Linked DNA regions of Homo sapiens: region 2 is linked to region 1. Evidence: chromatin loops called from intact Hi-C (ENCODE). Cell type or tissue: IMR-90. All regions are shown on one strand. Links, peaks and the distances in the headings refer to the core of each region. The heading gives the core; the rest is flanking DNA.

What was found. Peaks named below come from ENCODE experiments on the same cell type or tissue, not always from the same donor. Only the 100,000 strongest peaks of a DNase experiment are listed, where the experiment ranks them.
Region 2: it touches region 1 in a loop (9-fold over the local background); 2 of 110 quality-filtered maps call a loop at or near these places.

The regions. Positions count from the first base shown.
Region 1 is chr2:210,194,199-210,197,020 of GRCh38, forward strand. ACADL (acyl-CoA dehydrogenase long chain) reads right to left here. Exons shown (of 11, transcript NM_001608.4): 9 at 1,013-1,140. Among named protein-coding and RNA genes, the nearest start is that of KANSL1L, 24 kb to the left of the region's middle. In IMR-90, for the core only: a CTCF peak has its summit at 1,460 (motif pointing left); no DNase peak of the experiment used is centred there; H3K4me3 peaks cover 210 bases.
Region 2 is chr2:210,398,293-210,401,114 of GRCh38, forward strand. All of the region lies in intron 1 of LANCL1-AS1 (LANCL1 antisense RNA 1), which reads left to right. Among named protein-coding and RNA genes, the nearest start is that of LANCL1-AS1, 75 kb to the left of the region's middle. In IMR-90, for the core only: a CTCF peak has its summit at 1,331 (motif pointing left); no DNase peak of the experiment used is centred there.

The DNA.
Region 1 (2,822 bases), core at 118-2,617:
CAAAGAACTTCTTGTAAATGTAAATATAAAAAGTCTCCTCAAAAGTGCAAGTTTCTGAAAAGTAATTCCACATTATTTTTCAACCTGGCAATTTTGTTATTATGGGATCATTATATAAAGCACAAAATATTTCCCCTGTTCTACCTGTGATTGAACTGAACACAAGTTAATGAATAATGACAGGAATTTATTCTAAGTTACTCTTGGGCTAATGATATGGGAGAATGTTTGTTTTTAAAAAGAGGAAACCAAATCTACTTCCAGAATCTGATTTAGACTGTATATTCTAAAATCTTAAAATATACAAAAGTCTGACATACAGGGATGTTTTTTCATTCAACTCATCTTTAACACCATTGCTAATAATCTTTAATTCAAATCGAAGTCTTTCTAAACTTAATAGGATTTTTATTCTCCTTTCACTTAATAGAGCCTGTGAAACTTTGATTGGACAGCCAGTTCTTCCTGAATTTTTTCTTAAAATTGGAAAGCACCTTAAATAGAAAAATCCTGTCCAACTTAGTCATTTCACAGATAACAAAAACATTTTCCTGGATGGAATTAAGTTTAATTATAGTTATTTAATAAAAGAATTTGGACTCTATCTCAAGACTCCTAAGTTTTACTGTTCCCTTTCAGCCTCACTATACTGCCACTCTTCAGATAATTTGAAATTAAACTATTACTTGAATGAATGAATCAGTCATCCTATCAATATCACTCTTCATTTTCCCACTCTTAATATTTTATTTTCAATAGCAAGTTAAGAATTAAATACTAACTTTGCTTGCCTATTAGGATAAAAAAATTAAATACCAACTTGAAACATTTTTAGCACATTATACATATGCTTAATGGAACTTTTTAGCATTTTTTTTTAAAGTGGAGTCTCACTTTTATTTTTCATTTCACAGATTTCTTCCTTTAAGACCCTCAAGGCTGAGCTTAAAATTGGCAGAATTCCATATCAGTCTGAGCACACACCGCACTCTAATTACTGTAGCATGCATACCAATATTTCGCCATGCAAGCAGTGGCGGAGTCCAAACGTTTCGCTTCATGCAGCTGGAGACAGTTGTCCACAAATGCTCGGGTTACACATATATGTGTTTTTAATTCTGCTAATTTATGTTGCACTGTCTTGAATTTAAAGGAAATAAAAGAAAAAAGTGAGCATGGTAGAAATATAAACTTCAACCCACTTAACATATCAGAAATTATACAATAAAAGATCTTTAGGGCAAACAAAAGTGGAATTGTTGGTTTTTTCCTCCATAAAAATGGCATTTGTTACCAAATCAGCTTAAATTTAAAACTCACTATATTTCAGTGCTAAGGAAATTTGTACTAAAAGATGCAAAAATAGTTTAAAACATAAACAATGTCTTGTTTCAGATTGTAAAATTTAGACGAGGCAAAATTCTTGAAAAACAGCATGACTTTAATGTGTGAGCACCATCTTGTGGTACAGTTATTTAGGTACAGCCGTTGAAAACACCTGTTGCTTTTTCCTCCAGAGATTAAATCCTTGAAGATTTTTTTCTTTATTAATGAAATTAAGTATACAGATTTTGCTACTCTGCTTCTAACATCTGGAGGGACAAGGGGTTTCTATATATGTTCATAAACATCAAAATATAAGGTATTATTTAATATTGCACAGTATTTAATCTAGATCTGTAGAAAGCAATAGAATAAAATCAGAGTACTAAAGAGATCAAAATCCAGTACCCTCATCCTCTTTCATCCCTTCACATTATCCCTTCTGATATGGTTTGGCTCTGTCCCTACCCAAATCTTATCTTGAATTGTAGCTCCCATAATCCCCACATGTTGTGGGAGGGACGTGGTGGGAGATAATTGAATCATGGGGGTGGGTTTGTCCCATGATGTTCTTGTGATAGTGAGTAAGTCTCATGAGATCTGATGGTTTTATAAAGAGTGGTTCCCCTGCACACGCTGTTTTGCCTGCTACCATGTAAGATGTGCTGTTGTTCCTCCTTCACCTTCCGCCATGATTATGAGGCCTCCCCAGCCATGTGGAACTGTGAGTCCATTAAACCTCTTTTTTTTTTTTTAATAAATTACCCAGTCTCAGGTATTTCTTCATAGCAGTATGAAAATGGATGAATACACCTCCCGTACCTCTCAATAGCTTGTTTAGCAGTCTCTAGCTTGGACTGAATGGTCTGGGATTATCAATGTTAATATAGCTATGTACCTACCTCCTCCTACTGGCCATGGACAACCCATTAGCATTTTTGGAAATCATTCTATTTAGACCATTCTCAATTGTTGCTGACTGTCCTTGCTTCAATCAAGCTTTATTTCATTCCTGACTCTAGGCTCTCACACTCTGAACTTGGAGTGTATATCTGTTCTCTTTGGCACTGACTCTTGAGCCTCCCTCAGGAAATTGGCTTGAACTTGAAATACTGGGTTCCCACTTTGGGTAGCTCCAAAAGTATACTCCATTCTAGTTGATTTCTTAGGTCCAAGGCCCAGATATGGTCAGCTGGCCTATCTTCTTTGTGAAAATTCAGATAGAAACAGTTCTGATCATTCTGCTGTGAAATGAGTAAGAACTTCACTGTGGCTAATAGCATATACATGGAAAGTTACAGGCAAAGGTGGTGCAGTGAAACTCAAACTAGAAATTAAACACATCCCACCTAGGTACTACCAAGTCCAAAGCCACAGCTGTGTTCTCAAAGGAGGGTGGTGGGACACATTCTCAGAAGATACATGGTCTGCTTTTAATGCTGGCTACAGCAATTCTCAAGTTATAAAACTGATTCTTTCACTGTCATTGTTGGTTGGGA
Region 2 (2,822 bases), core at 121-2,620, 200 kb after region 1:
AATATTGCTGAGAATCTAAACTTCCTTTCTCCCAATTAAGATATGGTAATTTAAAAGTACAGTAAATGGGCTGCTGCAGAGGAAGGTGATTTTTATATAAGTGGCTATCCATCATGAATGGTACATCAGGGATTCTTAGGGCAATCTGAGGCTTGATGGGACTGTGGGTGGGAAAAAGTGAAGGAGAATATGAAAAAGATTTGACAGAGCTCTGAGTCTCAGATTGTTCATGTGTGCTGGGGAAGATTGAGCATCAAAAGAGCCATTTTATTTACTTTTGGCTGGAATAAGAATACAGGTGGGAATAGCTACCACTATAGCCACTTGATTAAAATTGATCTCCCCTAGTTAGACTGTGGTGGGAAGCCTTGAAAGACTCTTGGTCCACCTTCTATGCATACCTACATCCCGTCTCTGCAGCGGCCCTGAGAGGCCTCTATGCAACAACTACCAAGGTCCTTTGGTGGGAATTCACGTGTCTGTCATCAAGAAACTGAAATGAAAGTGTGTTTGGACTGCAGAGAGGAGAACAGTGGTGGCTGAAGGGAGATATGAGCCTGGAGAGAGATTCAGAGGCCAAAAGTTACAAGGCCTGATTTCAGGACAACTTCTACATAAAAACATGCCTTTTAAAGCTTACTGGAAATATCTAATTTTTATTAGGTATAAGAAAATTAGATATTATTCAGAGCTAGGAAAAGCCTAATCATAATAGATAATGTTAATTATAATACTTTGCCAGTGTGATGGCTTGAGTCTCTTTCAAAACACTTTGGGCTTGGTGGATTTTATGTGAATTTTCCTTCAATTAAAAAAAACTGGGCTTCCTTTTACTTTGCTCTCTCTCCTTTTAAATTCAAAGCCATGGAAAAGCTTTTGTATTTTAAAAGGTATAGAGGGGTGGTTAATATTACTTTAGAGAAAGAAGAGATGTAAATAATTGGCAAAGTGAAATAAAGTTATTTTCAGAAAACAGTCTTAATCAGCAACAGAACTCACATTTGCACATTCATATATATATATACACACAGCCTTGCACTGTCTCTCATCCTTTGATTTTGGTTATAGCTAACAATAACCTGACATCTAGTTTAAACCACTTTGAACTTTAAAGTGGAAGAAATTTTGCATTAACACCATGTTTGCTATGAAATCAGTACTTCCAGCGTTTCCAATATGCTTGAATGGTTATGTGGATTTTTTTATTCAGACACAATTTCCTCAAATGTCAACAAAGAAATGCCATTCTGGGTGCAAATATTTTTCTCTCCTATCATCTCCATTAGTTTTTCAACTTTATTAACTATTGAAATTATTAAACTGAGCTATACTGACATCTGCTGGACAAAAATCTGCCTTAATAATTAGACAGATTTAATAACTAGGTAGTTACTATTGAGTAGGAAGCAAAGCTATATTAAACAAAATAGAAAGTAAAACTAAGTTAAACATAGCATCATTAACTTATATGTAATACATCTAAGTAAACATTTCTAAGTCCATTTCTCTAGCTGGTGAAATTGTTATTTCAATTTGGTGGTTTAACACACATTTTCTGTGCACCCATAAGCATTACACACTGCATATACTCAGAGGGTCTGGTGTAGATAACAGGGTCCTTTCTTGAAAGGAGTGGAGGGTCTGGTGGGGAAGACATACTGTATATATAAACAGATATTTTCGCGAGTGTTCTCTCCAAGCTGCCTTCTGTCAGCATCACAGTGGATGGTCCTGTACCCATTGTTCCCAGAACATCTTTGTGCAGGGAACAAACCAGAGCAGGATCATTTTGTCTGTTAAGCAATACAGACATAGTTATTTGGGCATAGGAATTTTTCATGGGCCTATAAATATGGGTGTGTATTCTAAAATGCAACACAACAACAGAAAATTAAGATTACCAAATTTCAAATTAAATGTCTATAGAAAATATAATGTTAACTTCTCTATTTTTAAAACTGAGTATTCATGAATTTTAGGTTAGACACCTTCACTTCTCAGGAATTCCTGGTTATGTGTGATGAGTTCTAAAAAATCACAGCCAATTATTAAAACCATTAAACAATATTTGTAGCCAAATATTGTCAAAAGAAAAAGCATAACAATCTTTTAAAAATTTATTAAAATTTTAATAGAAAAATTAAAGTGAAATGTACATGCACTTTTAATGTACTTGAGGTAACGTGGGGAGAGATTATGATGATCTTTTAATTGCCTTTTAATTGAGCTAAGACAGAAGCTGAGCAGAAAAGGGGTTGGGATGTGCATGCTCTCAAAGGGAGGGTGTACTACAGTTACGGAGAGGAGAAGTCATGAGCAAAAGAACAGAAGTATGACTGATTGACTGACTATAGATCGAATTGGAATAAAGGGATGATTGATATTGAAACAGTGGTTTTCAAACTTGACCAACATCACAATCACTTGGAGGATTTGTTAAGGCATATTGCTATTCCCTGCCTCCAGAGTTTTTGACTTAGCAGGTCTTGATTGGACCCTAGAATGTGCATTTCTGTCAAGTTCTCGGTAATAAAAATTTATGTTGCTGTTCCACACTGCATTTTGAAAACCAATGGTCTGAGATAATATGCAACTTTTTTTGCCTTGAACACCCAGGTATTTGGTAATACTATTAATTGTCTTAGGAAGTTCAGATGAAGGGACAACATAGAGGAGTGGGAAATAGAAAAGATGATGAATTTGGCTTTTTTAAGGAAACAGAAGAAAATCCATCAAAGCCAAACCTACAGAAGGTCTTCTAGTATGCCTCAATAAAATGTGAAAGCAACTCCTGTTATTCAAAGTAATATTATTTTCTTATT